Linked DNA regions of Mus musculus: all the other regions are linked to region 2. A link is a loop called in an ENCODE intact Hi-C map of the cell type or tissue named here. Cell type or tissue: left cerebral cortex. All regions are shown on one strand. Each heading gives the region's core, and the rest is flanking DNA. Links, peaks and the distances in the headings are about the cores only. Region 1 overlaps Rasal2 (RAS protein activator like 2). Region 2 overlaps Rasal2 (RAS protein activator like 2). Region 3 overlaps Rasal2 (RAS protein activator like 2).

Region 1 (5,812 bases), core at 418-5,417, 64 kb before region 2:
ACTCTCTCTTTAAAAGACCAAAGTCTTTCCATGTGGGCTTTTATACAATAAAAAGCTATATACTTCTTATCCCACGAGGGAGGAGCCAGAACACAGATACAATCAGATCAAAGCAAAACTGTCCAGCATTGTAAGTAGTCACTGTCTAATATCTGGTCTCAATTGCAACTGAGACTGTCCCTTCACCAATGTCCTCTGCCTGCCTCTCACAATGCCACCTCTCAGATGCTCTCCATAATACTTTCTGTCCTGTGACATTAGTGCCACAAAAACAGTGTGCAAGACTTACACATTACCAAGTTCAGCTGTCAGCTTGAGATGCAGCCATGACTCCTGAACCACAGCTCTATGTGCTGACCCCAAAAAAATACTTTCTAGAAGTTTGCACCTCAGTCATGCTAGTCTCTTATTAATCACAGCTGATTTTCAGCCACCTCTAACTAGCATCAGTTGTACCAGTAAAGCAAAGATTTCACTTTAGTGTTGCTAGTCTTTTGCTAATCACTGCCAGCTCTCTATCTCAGCTGACCAGAAACCTAAAATTCTTAGTACAAAATACCGTACAAAAAGCTCTGAGTTTTTAGTCGTCTAAACTTCACAAGCCTGGCCTCTGTCATCTTCATTGCATAGGTGCACACTCATACACAGAGCAGGGCCTGCCAGGGACTGAGTCACCCAGCAAGCTGCCAGTCAGCTTCCTGTTGAGTCTACTGTCTTCTTTCTGAGTTAACATTGGTCTATAGGGGTGCAAACCTTGTGAGAAATAAAACTTGTGGCCATTCAAGCAGTTCTTTTATACCACGAGATAAATTGTGTTGCATACGGGTGAGAAATTAGTGAAGTACTGACTGCTTTCACTAGTTCAGTTGTTTTACCTCTTCAGCAACAATTTAATTACAAGTGTTGTTTGTTTTAATCGTATGGGAATAAAAAGTACAGTAATTAACTATAGTTACTGGGTTTTGAAATCTAGTTGCTCACTTTAGCCAATACAATTTCAAATAGTTAAAGCTTTGAAATATATTTGTCTAATGAGTTCATAAGCCTGAAACTAAAATTAGATGTTTGGAAGAAAGTGAGGAAATGAGTTTTAATTTTTTCATTAACCAGAACATTGCATATTAAGGAAACTGTTTCATTCTGTCATTTTATCCTAGCTAATTAAACTTATTTTTCTCCCAGTTTGGTTTCTGTCATTTATCCAGAAATTAAAATATCTGCATCTTTGAACCTTTATAGATAATTATCAGAGAAAATATGAGATTTTCTCCTGCCTTACCAGCTCCTCCCCCCCACCTGCCGTGTCCCCTAACTTTATAGAATCACCTAACTTGGATACATCACTCTTAAAGTCATGTCTTGACATCTAAAGGTCTCACTGTGTGGTCTACTCCAGCAGCTGATTTGCTTAAATTCCTTTTTGCCATTACATCTCAGTTAATTATACTGCCATCTTCTAGAGATGTATGTTAGAAGTCACGTGTGCCTAATTCTGAAAATGACTTCGTACATTAAGACTCATTTATCCTCTGATGGTTAGAGAAGCCAAGACATAGTTATTGGTCATAAATTTAAAATACAGCAATATCATGGAACTGTCTTCTGCTGCAGGCATATAAGCTGCGGTATCAACTTCTCAGTCGTTAGGAATATTGTAATTTGGCTAATATCTTAATGGTCAGGATGCCACAGGGAGATGAAAAGAAGACCTGTATCCAGCATGCAAACAATGATAGGGTAAGCACTTCCAGTTGGCTTTTCTTAGGCAGCATTGATTTACGTGCATTACTGGGTCTATTTAAAATGGTGTCCTTTTAACACTAGCTGATTTTAAATTTAAGTAATTTTTTTCTGCTGAAGATTAGTTTAATACAGAGAGATTTTCTGCAAGTGAGGTGAGGCAGTGGACGCCTTTTAATAGTCTAAAAGTAACTAACGAGGATGTGCAGTCAGACGATTGATTGAATGAATAGCTGCAGTCCTGTGTGTTTCTTGCTCGCTCGCTCTCTGCAAGCTGGGGAGAGGGAGGGGGAAGAGCAAGGCAGGGAGGGAGCTCGAGAAAAATGCTTTCTCTTAAGTGGAAGTAGCACGGATCCCAGGGGCCAGGAGGCCAGAAATGGAAGTTTAAACTGCATCTATCTTTTAAAGGCAGAACAGCAGGAATCAAAATGTCAGTCTCCGGAGTCATGGTTTACTCTTTATTTTTTAAGATCTGGAAGATAACACAGAATACTTTTTTTAGGATGTGTTTTTTTTCTTGTCCATGTTGAAATTATCTAATGTTATCTGAGAAGCTGGATTCTTATCTGTCTGTCAGTGAAGTGGAGATGGGAAGCAGTTGTGATAAAGGTATAATATGTATAGATATCTGTGTGCATGTATATATGTGTATATCTATGTATCACTATGAAAAAAATTTTAATGTAGCGTGTGTATTTATAGCTATTAAATTAGAGCTCACATCATTTGCAGATTCTTAATCTTGTTAGGTCATTTGAACAGATTTATGATTTCAGAGTAAAATGTGGTAAGGTCATATAGGCAGAGCAAGGAGAGGCTGGTCTATTTTTATATCTGCATAGGCATGTATATTCTTTTCTCCTGCAGCACCTTTCAGTCTTCTCGTAGCTTCTGCTACTGTCTGGTGAATCATCTGAATAGAACCGAACTTTGACCTGGGTTCAGACAGTGTCAAGTCATGCACAACACTAGTATTTCTGGTTCACAAGAATATTAGAAATTTCTGATTCACTTAACTTCTAAATAGCTGATAGAAAAGTAGAGCCATATGGTATAAGATCTAGCTATTAAGTGAACCTGAAAACCTTAAACATATTACAGCTTAGAAGAATTACTTCTTACATATGCACACATGAAAACACAAGTTGTCTCTCAGAATAGATTCTTAACCCCAACCAAGTTTCTTTGTCTTTATAGGTCAAACTTCACAAATAATATCGAAAAGCACATTGAGATTAAAATGTTTTGGACCTTTAAAAAAATAAAAATGAAACAGCTTTTTTGAGTATATGTGAAATACCAGTAATTGTATACTTTAGGGGAAGTCTGAAATTTTGGATCCTTGATGTTTCTATTTCTTCTACTTTTCCAGAGGTGCCAGCAGAAAGGTCCCCCCGCAGACGGAGCATCTCAGGGACCAGCACATCAGAGAAACCCAACTCCATGGACACTGCGAATACCTCTCCTTTTAAAGTACCAGTAAGTGTTGCTTTCCCCTAAAAAATAAATATTTTATTTTTCTTTTGAGATTTAAAATAATGCAAATATTTTGTTCCTCAAGAATTTCATTACAAAACAGAAGGTAAAGGCCAGAAGTATAAATTTATTTTGATTAACTATATTATATCCAATATGAGGTCTGTTAGATTTTAAGAAATATTTTTGCATGGGAACTATTTAAATAAAATAACTAAGTACCTTAAATATAAAATTTTCTGAACTATAGTATATAAATCTTTGCAGATGTCATTTAATTATTAGATAAAAATATATTAATATCAAGTAGAAAAGTTTGCCAAAAGCATACTGAAATGGAAAAACCAGAGTCTAAAAGGATAGCTAACCACTAGATGCAGCATTCCTAGGTCACTGTAAAACTCTGTAATTTTTTTATACTCTGTAATTTTCTACTTTATTATTATTTGTGTGTGTTTGTATGTATTTGTGTGTATATATTTATGCATGTATATATTTGCTATGATGCACATGTGGAGGTCAGAGATAAAACTTTTTGGAGCCTTTTCTCTTCTACTAATGTATGGATTCCAAGAATTGAACTCAGGTCATTGGGCTTTGTGGACTTAACCTCCCAAACCATCTTGCCAGCTTCAAACAACTCAGATTTTAAGTCATCTTTTCTCTTTGAGTATTGGGTAAGAAATGCACCTATTTTGTAAACGTTAAAATTTATAGTGTTATAAAGGGCACATTTGAAGAGAATTGCTTCAAGAGATTGGTCATTATTTTAAGTACAGTGAAAATCAGTATAAATTAGAGATAAACTTTTTTATTTGGGGTGAGGGGGCTGTTTTCCCTCTTAATGAGGCCAAACGGATACGTTCTTATTCTAATACTCTAAGTTGAGATGGCCTTTTAAGTAGAACTTTTTTTAGATGTATGATGAATGTTAGTTAACAGCAGTAGACATTTTATTTCTGTGAACTCTGAAGAACAATATAATTACCTCTTCTACATTAAAAGTGGGCAGAGTTTGAATGTCCATTTCTGTAATTTTACAGATGTCCTTTCAAAATTTTACAGATTTGTATAGACTGTGAGTACTAGATTAATATTGTAATCAGAATCTGGCAGCTGTTTAAGAGCATTAGATTTCATGTCTTATAAATTTCTTAGTTCTATAGGCACAACTACATATGTTTTGATTTGTATGAATGAAAAATCATTCTTTCATCTCCTTTTTTTTTTTCTTTTTGAACAAAAAGTAACCAGTGTAGCTTAACGTATAGTAGAAGTTGTACTGATTGGTTTTTTTCTCAACTTGACATATCTAGGAGGGGAATCTTAATTGAGAAAATGCCTTCGTAAGACTGGACGTTAGGCAATTTGGTAGAATATAGTCTTGATTAGTAGTTGATTTTGGGGTCCCAACCCATTATTGGTGGTGTCATGCCCTAGCTGGTGATCCTGGGATATACAAGAAAGCAGACTGAACAAACCAGTAGGCAGCATCCCTTCATGGCCTCTCCATCAGCTCTTGCCTATAGGTTCTTGTCCTCATCTTCCTCTGTGACTGGAGTATGCTGTGGAACCATAAGCTGAAATAAACTCTTTAATCCCCAGATGGCTTTTGGTCATGGTGCTTTATCACAGGTATAGAAACCCCACTAAGACAGTAAACTCTGAAGGACATGATCATACATCAATGTGTATTATATAGCAACTCACAGTGACAATAGTGACCCAAAAGTAAGAAAAAGTATGAGATTTTTTTTCCCATTAATTATTTATTCACTTAAAAGATGAGGATTTTTTTCAAGGGGTAACTGGGTTTATTATATATACCCAGTTAGCAATATTTAAAACTACTCATGGACAGAGTTCATAAACTTGACTGGATTGAGTTCCAATTCAAGATCTTCACACTTGTCAAACTGGAACCAAATGGTGATTTCTTACATATTTCTTAAAGTACACAAATGAGAATATCCCTCCACATTGTGGTAACAATGAAGAATGTCCTAAATTATGTATGAAGTTTTATATTCAGGCTTTGTAAATTTTAATTAAGAACTGCAGTTTTCACTTATTTAAATCATAATTTGGTTACTAATGTTCAAGTCATCTTAATGAGACTATTCTTAGGTAGAAGTTTCGAAGCAGCAAAAGGGAAGTACTTAAGACCAATCACTACTTACAGACCATGTATTCATTGATAAGCATAAAGTAATGAGGGAAAGAAAAGGCTCCTGCCCAGCAAAATCAGTCTCAAAGTTAGGTATTTCTAGAATGTGATTTCTAGAATTTCCACTCATAGCCCTAGACATTATCCTAGAATTAAATGTCAGAACAGAACCCAATTTTTCATCAACTCCCTAAAAGAAAAAGACAAGTATCTAACATGTTTTAACATGTTTTATAGTAGCCCTGGAGCATGCCATCATATCTCAGAGTAGTATATCATACAGAAGCTGACACTGACAACAGTGATCCTGAATCGTTAAATTAAAATGTAACTGGGTATATCATTTGAGAATGCTTTAAATCTTGAAGATAAAGGATCTTTATAAAATTTACTTTCCAGAAGGGTCTGTTTCATGCTAGATAAATAACA
Region 2 (5,812 bases), core at 482-5,481:
ACACCTCATGATTCACATCTGCTGAGAGTATAAAAGGACAAAGAGGAATCAAGAAAAATGGTCAGAGAGAAAATTCAAAAAGAGAAAACCAGGAAAACATAGCCCTGGGAGCTGATAGAAAAGATAGGAAGAGATTTTCTGGGTGCCTCCTACACGGTCAGCTATATCAGGATGAAGTTGAATATGTCAGAAACTCATTGAAGTGCACTGTGAGAAGCATATGGATGCGGATGTTCCAGCTGATGCTCTGGGTGAAGAGTAGAAGGGCTGTGCGATCCAAGTCAGTGGTAGGAACAAGGTTTCCCTAACAAAGCAGCATATTCCCATGCACGCCAGAGTGCGTCGGCTGGTGAGTTAAGAGGCATTCTGGAAGAGCATGTCTGTTCACAGATGCATATGGATACCAAGCTGAGCGTTCTTAGCGTGGTTATTGTTTAAAAAAAAAAAAAAAGGAAAGAGGGATATTTGCATAGGGGAACTAGCAGACTCTGCAAACTTTCCAGTTTCTAAAGAAGATGATGTCCAGCAGCATTCTGTCAGGAAGCCCTTACACAGAGAAGGTAAGGACCCCGTTCTAAAGCCCCCAAGAGTCAGCATCTTGTCGCTCCACGTGTCCTGCAACACAAGTGCTCTGAAGAAACAGCACACTAAGATGAATGAGGAGGAGGGTGGTGCAGAATGTGCTAAACCTTGGGCCCAGAAAATGAAAGAAGCCAAAGAAAAACTCCCGGAGCAGATTGCCAAGAGATGTGGGCTGTCCTCGCTGAGAGCTTCCATTTCTGAGGCCAGTAAAAATAAAAGAGTCCTTAAAAATCATAAATAGATGTTGGGAGCAAGGAGATTCGGAGAAGCTGAAGATACAGCTCAGTGGTAGCACATTTTTTAGTATTCATGTCGCCCTAGATTTAGTCCCCAAGACTACCTTTTCTATTCTTATATTATTATTTATTTATATTTGTGTGTATGTGTGTGAGAAAGAAGCAGAGACAGAGAAAGAACAAATCCAACTTGTAGTTGATTCTCTCCTTCCACCTTGTGGGTGCCAGGGATCCAGCTAAAACCCATCAGGCATTGTAGCAAGTACCTTTGCCCATGGAGCCATTCTGCTAGCCCAAGACCACCTCTGACAAAAAATTCAAATGGTAAGATAAAGTAGTTGTTAAATTGTTTCTCAAGTTAAATATTACTTGTGGTGCTTCAGATCCTTGAATCAAGCGGAAGGAAGCCAGACAGTGGTAGCACATGCCTTTAGTCCCAGCACTTGGGAGGCAGAGGCAGGTGGATCTGTATAAGTTTGAGGCCAAACAAGTCTACAGAGCCAGTTCCAGGACAGCCAGGACTACACAGAGAAACCCTGTCTTGAAAAATGAAAAATTTTTTAAAAGGAAGGAATCATAAGTGGTAAAAAGTAATGGCTGACTGTCAGGTCAGGAGGTCGGGCTGTGTTTCCATGCAGCACACCTGCTGTAGGACAATTCCTAATCTGAGCAAGAGGTTTGCTTTTTCACTTCTGTTATCTTGAAATCTACTCAATTGTTGTTTTCAGAGCTAATCGGGATTATGAGGAAAAACAGTTGGTTTTTCGCTATATTAGAAAAGATGCTATTAATCTCACTTACATGGGTGCTTGCTATAACTGTCAATTATGTGTCAGGGTTTGCTTTAATGATTTATGTTATCCAATAAAAGGTAACAGTGAAGCATCTCTAACAGTATTCTCTATCCTGTGAATGTGAAGGTGAGAATATTGATATTATAAGATCTATTTTGCTTAAAGGGATTTCTGAATTAAATGTCCAAAGTGATAAATGAATACCAAGTCCTTTGATACAATAATAAATAATTAAATATCTAATGAGCTTACCAAGGCATGAAAATTATTTCATTGAGCATGGGGAACAATTCAGCCAACGGTCCAAAGAGCTCTTCTAATATTCTGTAACCTAACAACATGGGCTAGGTTAAAGAAAATGGTTGCAGCTTCCAAGAACATGAAAACAACTCATGAGAGCCTCCGTACTGAGATTGGATTGTCATCTTCTTAATGAAGTTTTGTTGTATGTCATACACTTTAAGCAAAAAAGAGGTGCTATTTCTAAACTCTTTGAACTTTTTGATTTTAGAAACTGCCAATCAGGCCTGGGGATTGTTGTTCATTGGTAGTTTAATATCTATCCATCCTCAAAGAAAGTTCCCTGTCATAATGTATAGTATCATTTAGCTTTGTAGGCTGTCTTGATCTTAAAGCATACTCTCTACTGAGAAAAACTCAGCTTTATTTAGACTTAAGTCTTCCATCTGTTCGCTCCCTTTACCTGACTGATTTAAGTCAACGTTTTAGTGTCTTGTGACACAGAAGAAATGTCATCTTCGAAACATAAATCTCTCAGAAGGTGTAATTTCCATGCTGGTGTTAGAGGCAAATGCCTTTCAGCAGTAATAAGCCAACCCCTGTTGACTCACAGCTACACATGAAATGTTGATGATAGTAACAATGTGGTGATTTGCATAGAAAACACATAATAGAGCTGAGCATGGTGGTACATGTTTGTATTTCTATCAGTTTCAAGGTAAAGGCATGACTGCTTAACAAGTTTGTAGTCAGCCTGCTGTACATGAGATCTTTCCCAAAAAGGGGAAAGGGGTGGGTTGGAGTGATGGCTCAGGGGTTGAGTGCTTATTGTTCTTGCAGAGAGCCCACAATGGGTCCCCAGCGCCCACATGGGGGCTCACAACCATTCACAAATCCAATAGCAGTGAATTTGATGTCACCTTCTGATCTCCACTGACACCAGGCACTTGGGCAGTACACATACAGATATATACACATAAAATAAAACTAATTTTTTTTAATTTAAAAAGTGTTTTCAAAGAAGGGGTTGGAGAGATGGCTAAGCATTTAAGTGAGCTTGCTTGCTGCATAACCATGAGGACTGCAGTTGTATAACAGCAGCCACATAATAGCAAGGAATCCACAAACACCATAACTCCAGGTCCCAGGAATCTGACACTCTGTGCCCTCCATGTGCTTATATTCATGCAATTACAGATGAATAAATTTTTTTTTTTTTTTTTTTTTTTTACAATTCAAAGAAGAAAATCTGATAAAACAGTCTGGATACATACTAGCTAAATATTTAAACTCAGTAATTGCCACCTTGTACCTTTTATTCGTTTCAGATGCAAAGCAGCAAACTCAATTTTCAAAGAAGGACCTTTTTAGATGCAAACCTATTTTTAAAAAGATCCATCTTTGTTTGAGTGTACTACATGTTATTGGATATAAGTTGTAATTGCAAAAAGGAGAACAATTTTCTGAATTTTAATAATTTTTTAAGGCATCACATCTTTTGAGGCCCTATAGTGCTGGTACTACAAACAGTTTGTGCCTGGACCCTGAGTAATTTATTGGGCTATTTACTTGAAGAATGAAAGAAAAATAGTATTTATATTATTCATATTTCCCTACTTGTGACACAAATGAACACCCTTAACAGAATATTAGGTTTCCAGTTTGACCAATTGTTACCAAATATTTGAAGCTAATACTTTTAAGTTTACATTTATGTACCTTTAAATGAAACAGATTGTGTGGAAACATGGAATGGATATAATCTTCTAGGAAATGTTAACATTTTCTAAACATTACCAGTTTAGCGATTTTTGCATTATTAAAAACTATCTTAAAGTAGCATATTTGGTACCTAATAGTGCTTTCTATAGGGAGCCCAAAAAAGTGCCAAAACTCTACATTGGGGGTGGTGTTCCTTATCACAAGTCTACAAGGCATGTCTAATGCTAATAAAACAGCCAAGGTGCGGACTAGTTAAGTGACCTTTCAAGGCCCCTTAGTCAGTTAAGTGAGGGATGCAGGGCTTGACCTTAAATCTCTCTTGATACTATAGTGTATGTTCATATTCATTTCCCCCTGCCTCATTGGTGTGCGTGTGCGTGGGGGGGGGGGGGTATCTGCGCGCCACTTAGTTTCCTGTTTTCTAAGAGTGTGTCTTCTAAAGCACTTTCCGTCCTCCATGGTGGCTTTTAGTTTTTCTTTACCTCAGTAATAATCATGTTGACAGAAAACATTTCATTTTACTTTTGCTACTTTATTTTGTAGAGATTATTGTTGTCCTCCAAACCCCTGTTATGATGAAGCTGAACCTCAGCTCAGGAACCCTTTTGAACTCAAGAAGTGACCTTCTTGAGCCTCACCAAGGATCTTTAAAAGGCCGACTCTCTTTAATGAAGAGAGAGAGACCTGTAAGAAAACAGAACTTCCATCTCTTCTAAAACACTAAGTTCTTACACTCCTTTTTGAGAATTGTTCAAGGGGGTGGTCTTGAACATAATTAAAACTTGCTTCCTAATATTTAAACATTTGTCCTACCAGTGAGATATGCATGTGAATAAATATGCACAAAAGAGTATAAAACAGTGCCAGGCAGTGGTGGCGCACAACTTTAATCCCTGCATTTGGGAGGCAGAGGCAGGCGGATTTCTGAGTTCAAGGCCAGCCTGATCTACAAAGTTCCAGGACAGCCAGGGTACACAGAGAAACCCTGTCTTGCAAAAACAAGCAAACAAACAACAAAAAAGAAAAAAAAAAAGAGTAAAACATCGACTATTAGAAGATACTGAAGAAACATACATAGTTGGGTTACCTGTTTAACCAAGCTTCACCTGAGTTTTTTATCTGGAATGATGATATTACTTATACCACTAAGGGGGAGATCTGTCACAAGCTCATGACAATTAAATATGTTCTGAGTTTCCAATAAGAGATGCTAGATTTTTAAATCAAATTGTCGCTATTTTTATAACTAATGATGATGCTGGTGATTGGTTGTATTCTGCTTCCAGGACAAAGAGAATAAACACAGTACATGGGTGGAGTTAGCTGTTAGGTTCTAAAGCAGTGTTGCTTCATGGTCTCTCCATGCCAGGTCCGAGGAAAGAAAACTCAAGTGCTCAGTCATTTCGTATTCTATTTAGGAAGGTAGAGCATTGCTATAGTACTTGTCACCTTTTCTCTTTGATCAGGGGAGTTCATCAAAGCCTTGTATGAATCAGATGAGAACTGTGAAGTGGATCCCAGCAAGTGTTCATCTAGTGAACTGATGGACCATCAGAGCAACCTGAAAATGTGCTGTGAGTTGGCTTTCTGCAAGATCATCAACTCATACTGGTGAGCTTGTAACCTTGCCATAGAACCTGCTTTTTCTAAATGAAAGTCCACACAAGGAAAGGACTTGAAGGAAATTGCATGATTCCCCTTCCTTAGTGCTGTTTAAATGTCACCCTTCACTCTAAGCAGGACTTCTGAATCAGGCTTTCCATCTGTCAGCAGTCTCCTTCCTAATACCTAAAAGTAGAGTTTGGAAATGTGGGGCAGGGTTATTTTATTTGGTTTGGGGCAGCTTTGATTTTTTAAATTCTTAGCTAGTATGGAACAGATGTATTCATAAATATTGATCTTTTTTCTACAAGCAAGTGGTGACTTTGGGAAGATTTTCCATATCAGCCTTTAAGGATGTTATGGTGAGCTGTGTTAAACCAGATATAGTCAGGACCCTTACGCCATTTTTCCACTTAGCTAAACTAAATTTGTACTAATCCAGAGTTTTGTAACTTTTCAGTTTCAAATCGCCATCTGGCCTTCTGTGAATTTCCCACATCTTGTCAGCCATGACCCAGGCTGATCCCCATCCCTAGGTGTCTAATGGGTCCTCCTAGCTCAGCTCTAGGTCAGTGGAGTCCTGGGTTAAAGTGGGGTCACTTATCTTTCATGGGTCATGACACTTTTATATTTAGA
Region 3 (5,812 bases), core at 608-5,607, 54 kb before region 2:
CAGCCTCCAAACGCTGACACCATTGCATATGCCAGCAAGATTTTGCTGAAAGGACCCTGATATAGCTGTGCCTTGTGAGGCTCTGCCAGTGCCTGGCAAACACAGAAGTGGATGCTCACAGTCAGCTATTGGATGGAACACAGGGCCCCCCATGGAGGAGCTAGAGAAAGTACCCAAGGAGCTAAAGGGGTCGGGAACAACACTATGAACTAACCAGTACCCCCGGAGCTCATTTCTCTAACTGCACATGTAGCAGAAGATGGCATAGTCGGCCATCATTGGGAAGAGAGGCCCCTTGGTCTTGCAAACTATATGCCTCAGTACAGGGATATGCCAGGGCCAAGAAGTGGGAGTGGGTGGGTAGGGGAGTGGGTGAGGTGGGTATGGGGGACTTTGGGGATAGCATTTGAAATATAAATGAAAAAAATACCTAATAAAATTAAAAAAAAAAAAAAACCTCCTTAAAAGACCCAAAGAAGGTAAACAGTGGTGCTTATATACTTGAAAAGATGTTCCATATCAACTCTTAAGGAAGCTCACATTTAAATGATACATTGCTACGTGTAGGATAGCCATGATCAAATCAGAGAGACAATAGTATTATTGAAGATGTGGACAAACTGAAACTCTCATATTGCTAGTGGGAATGTAACTTGATGTAGCCTTTTTTTAAAAAATGAGTTTCCAGTTGACCTAACAATTTCATTTCTAAGGATGTAAAGAAAGTGGAAGACATACCTTTATAAAAGCACATAAATGTTTATGTCATCATTATTTATAGTAGCTACGAAGTAGCCACAACATAAATATCATCTGAGAAACAGATATTAAAAAGTATGGCCAGTTCATATAAATAGCACATTATTACCCTCAAGTAATTAAATAAAGGTATAAGCTACCATATTGGTGGCACCTACAGCCCAAAAAGGCTAGAGAAGTCAAAAAGAGAAATCCATATGTTTTATGGCTATGTATATGAAATGTCCAGAATCATAGAAGCAAAAGAATTCTAGAATTAGACTGTGGTGATGGTTGTATAATGTTCTTTCTCCTCTCTCTCCCCCACATCTTTATTTTTATTTTTTGAGACATCAAGTGCTGGGATTATTACAGGCATGACCTACTACTGTACCCAACTCAACTTTTTGAATACACAAAAATCATTGACTCGTACACTTTCAAAAGAATAATTTATAGCATATAAATTACATACTACTAAAAATGTAAAAATTTAAAAATGGGCCTATAAGACAGGATAAAAGATATAAAGTCTCATTAATACTTTTTAATGTGGTTATAAATTGAAGCAATAGTATTTGTAATATACTAGATTAAATAAAAAATATTGGAGGGAAATGGCAAAGAAGATATATTGAAATACATTGTTATATATTAGTTGTTTATTGTCTATAAAATTCTTAATTAGTCATTACTGATGCTTTGAGTCATTGCATTTTTCCAAAATATCATAAGTTTGCCTTCTATAGGGAAAATAATGTATATTTTTTTATTCCAGGATGTAGGACTAGGAAACATAATATTTTAAAAGAAAATAAAGCAGGGACTATAGGGACTCTTAAGTTACGAGTACTTACTGCTCAAGTTCAGACCATAGCATTGACATGGTGGCACCCAACTGCCGAAACTCCAGCTCCATGGGAACCAGTGCTGTCTTCTGGCCTCAGAGTCTCCTGCATGTACACAGTACATACATAGTTATACAGACTCAAACGTTTTATCTTTTATCAATTTTGTATATCTTTTCACGTCCATCAATCTCCTCTTCTCAGCCCACCTGCCATTAACTGCCTTCAGTTACCAGTGCTACTTACTCCTTCCGTGCACTGGTATGAAGACCAGCCTCATGAAGAGGAAAACAGTGCGGTTTCTAAGCACTGCACTCAGAAAGTCCTATGCATGGATTTGAATGCTTTGTGGTTGCAATATTGAAATTCCCACCCCCTTTTTTGTATGTATGTACTGTGTTCTTGTATGTGAACGGACACATTGGGGGGGCACATGGGCACATATGTGTATTTGTATGTAAAGGTCAGAGGATTCAGATATCTTTCTCAGCAGCTCTCCATCTTAGTTTATTTTTTTCTGTCTTTTTCATGTGTATACCATGTGTATAGACATGTGTGTGCTAGCATACATATGTGTGTGACCATACATGCAGAAGCCCAAGATTGATATTGAGAATCATGATAGACCACTTGTCCACTTTATTCTTTGAAGTGAACTCTTCAGCCATCCCAGGGTTGGCTGATAGAGTAAGTCCTGCTAGAGACCTAGACCTAGGAAGTCCCCTGTCTCCATCTTCTGAGGTTAAGATGATGGAAGGGTATTGTCTTAGTCAGGGTTTCTATTCCTGCACAAACATCATGACCAAGAAGCAAGTTGGGGAGGAAAGGGTTTATTCGGCTTACACTTCCATACTGCTGTTCATCACCAAGGAAGTCAGTACTGGAACTCAAACAGGTCAGGAAGCAGGAGCTGATGCAGAGGCCATGGAGGGATGTTCCTTACTGGCTTGCTCAGCCTACTCTCTTCTAGAACCAAGACTGCCAGCCCAGAGATGGTCCCACCCACAAGGGGACCTCCCCCCTTGATCACTAATTGAGAAAAAGCCTTACAGTTCTATCTCATGGAGGCATTTCCTCAACTGAAGCTCCTTTCTCTGTGATAACTCCAGCTGTGTCAGGTTGACACAAAACCAGCCAGCGCAGTTATCATGCCCATCCAGCGTTTCTGTGAGCTCTAGGGATCTTAACTCCAGTTCTCTTGCTTGCATGACAAGTGCTTTAACTTTTGAGCCATCTCCCTAGCTCCACCTAATTTTTATTTTTTCTATTACATTTTTAGAGACAGGGGGAGGGTATGGGTTAGAAAACAACTTTTGGAAATCAAACCCAGACATCAAACTCGTGTTTTGTACAGTGGCATTCCTTTCCTGCATTTTGAAGAGTTGCCTGCACTTAGACTGAGACACACTAGTTGTACAGCCAGTCCTGAGAAGTGCAATAGATTGTTAACTCACTCACCTCTAGTCTCCAGTTCCTCCACATGCTCTCTAGCCTTCACAGTGTGCCAGAGTGCTTTCTTTACAAAATGAAAACTTGATTGTTACTTGTCATATCTCAGACTTGGCAGCAAGTGCCTTCACCCACTGAGCCTTCTCACCAGCCCACACCTTATCTTCTGAGAGATGATCTGTCACTAAACTTGGATCTTGCTGATTCAGCCAGGGATGTTGGCCACAAGACCAGGGATCCTCCTGTCTATCCCTCTCTAGTTAGTGCAGGGGTTAGGAACACCGGTAGCCAAGCCTGGCATTTTGTATAGATGCTAGGAATCATATCCAGGACCTAAAGCTTTTGTGGTAATCACTTTACCAACTGAGCTATATCCTCAACCCTACAATCTTGAAATTCTTATTACTTGTCTCACTCAGTCTTCAATTGAGAAAGTCTTCAAGTAGCTCCAGTTATACATGACCAAATCTTACACATTTTAGTTGGCTTGTACAGATTACTTTGGGATGCAGAAATGATAACTGTTTGAGTCTTCATCCTTAAATTTGTGTTATTAAATGTTCCTCAGTCATACATCTGAATATTTTATTAAGTAAACATTAAAATACATACTTAACTGTATTTAATTCATTTTATAGAATCAACACAGTTTAGGTGCCACTTTTATAGACGCCCCAAAGACCTTCTTCAACTTGTAACAGCAACATCAAACTGTCCCTTTTCCTGTACTTCTGATAGCTCACTTAAATCTGTGCTCGGTATGCATTATCATCCAAGCTATGCAAATCGTAAGTGTATGCTGCAGTAGCCTCATTGTTACATGGTAGCTTTGAGTTAATCAGCATTGTGTACATTTTGATTTTTCAAGATTCTTCCATTGGTCTGCTAAATGAAACAATTAAAAAGGATAGAATATAGTAAATAGAAAATCACTTTCTGTGGAAGTGATTTGAGCATAAGGAAGGAAAGAATGACTTCATTCAGTGTATAGTAGGAATGTAGTGCCTTTCTGCTCTTTAAAAATCAAATAAGAGAAAGACAATTGTAACCAACAGAACTGAAGCTCAAGACCTGGTGATCTGTCCTCCTTAGCTACAATGTACGCAGTCAGTGAGATCACTCTTAGTCAGAAGCGTCTGTCTGTGAAGATTAGGTGGTTGCAGTGGGGGCTAGGGGGAAACCTGAACTCTTCTCAACAGATGACATAAAGGGCTTGTGTCATCCTGCCTGGCTGGCTATCACCAATAGTACCTATTATTGCTATTACTGCTAGTAATAGTACCTATTATTAGCAGTTAAGGATTTGTTTCTAGAACAAGCAAAAGAGTGCTAACTTATTTTGGCCAACAACATGGCTCAGTAGGTGGAGGTACTTGTCACCAACCCTAGAGACTTCACTTTGATTCCTGGAACTCAACTATATTTTATTCATTTTATAAAATCAACACAGAGAACCAACTCTCATAAGATGTTCTCTGATTTTCACATGTGTTCTGTGGTGTACACACCAACACTCATACACTCAAATAAATGAATGTAAAAGTCTTTAGTAAAGAAAGAACTGTATGCTGGCCTTTAATTCCAACACTCCAGAGTCAGGGGCAGGTGGATCTCAGTGAGTTCTAGGACAGCTACAGGGCTATATAGAGACAGCCTGTGAAAAGGAGAGTGGTGGTGGGTGATCATGTTGTTGACATTTTACCCATAGCTTACCCTTATCCAGAAGAGTGATTTTTCAGGACATCTTATTTCACACAAGGCACTAGGAATTTTCTTTTTTAAAGTAACTAATAGTCTCCACTCTCCCTCCATCTGTGATACTGTTATTCTTAGAGTCCTGGAAATGAGAGGCAGAAATTTTCAATTAAATTCATCTAGTCCATCTCCCTTGACATTGAAAATTGCCTTTTACATTGTATTAGCTAATGCTTTTTGGGGCTTCCATGATAACCTCTGGGAGACTGTCCAATGGACTAATAGGCTAATAGACCTCACTTTAGGACAGTGTTCTCTCTTTTAGTTTGATCCATCATTTCTCACTATTTCAGGTCTTAAAGCTATCTTGCTTAATATTCATACTTAGAACTTAAGATCAGCTCAAGTCACTGTCAACCATAAGGAAAGCACATGTTTACATGAGAACTGACCTGATTACCAAATTAATAGTCCAAATACCAAACCTTTCCTAGGTTTGGCATTGTTTATTAAATTAGATTTCTCTTAATAATCCAGACTAGTTATTATTAGCATTCTACTTTACAACTTAGAAGTAATTCACAGTTCCTTAAAAATTGCACAAATATAAAGATGACTTTAATTTGCTTGATCTTATTTGCCTTCTGGTATTGCAATTCAGTAGAGGATAGAATATAAAATAAAATAGAAACAGAACTAATTATAGGCCAAAACAGAAAAATATCAGCTTAAACAAAAGGTCTTGTATAATCAGGAGAAAGATCTGGTCTACTACAAAAATCAAGAATGATTTTCTGAAACAGAAAGATTAGTACTAATCTGAGTGACATAGGGACACCCATGTAAGCATTGGGAAAAAATTGAATATGAATGTCCCACCTCACAGTGGCTCCAAGTGGACTAGAGATCCAGATGTAGGAAGATAATAGAAATAGCCCATGTAACTACTGACAACAGTGTAACAGCATTCTATAACCTCAGCACAGGGCAAGTATTCCATCATGGATACCAAAAATCCAGAAGCAGTTAAAAAGAATCACTTAATATAAACACACACACACACACACACACACACACACACA

What was found. Peaks named below come from ENCODE experiments on the same cell type or tissue, not always from the same donor. Only the 100,000 strongest peaks of a DNase experiment are listed, where the experiment ranks them.
Region 1: it touches region 2 in a loop (2.7-fold over the local background); 2 of 42 quality-filtered maps call a loop at or near these places.
Region 3: a loop joins it to region 2, with 4 times the contacts of the local background. A loop is called at or near these places in 2 of 42 quality-filtered maps.

What each region holds. Positions count from the first base shown.
Region 1 is chr1:157,227,446-157,233,257 of GRCm38, reverse strand. Rasal2 (RAS protein activator like 2) reads left to right here. Exons shown (of 18, transcript NM_177644.5): 4 at 3,113-3,219. Among named protein-coding and RNA genes, the nearest start is that of Gm51654, 23 kb to the left of the region's middle. In left cerebral cortex, for the core only: no CTCF peak of the experiment used is centred there; DNase peaks (open chromatin) are centred at 670, 1,435, 2,027 and 2,610; H3K4me3 peaks cover 2,231 bases; H3K27ac peaks cover 2,324 bases.
Region 2 is chr1:157,163,980-157,169,791 of GRCm38, reverse strand. Rasal2 (RAS protein activator like 2) reads left to right here. Exons shown (of 18, transcript NM_177644.5): 10 at 5,041-5,185. Among named protein-coding and RNA genes, the nearest start is that of Gm30694, 46 kb to the right of the region's middle. In left cerebral cortex, for the core only: no CTCF peak of the experiment used is centred there; DNase peaks (open chromatin) are centred at 719 and 2,386; H3K27ac peaks cover 2,244 bases.
Region 3 is chr1:157,218,056-157,223,867 of GRCm38, reverse strand. The region is part of intron 4 of Rasal2 (RAS protein activator like 2); the gene reads left to right. Among named protein-coding and RNA genes, the nearest start is that of Gm51654, 32 kb to the left of the region's middle. In left cerebral cortex, for the core only: no CTCF peak of the experiment used is centred there; a DNase peak (open chromatin) is centred at 3,198.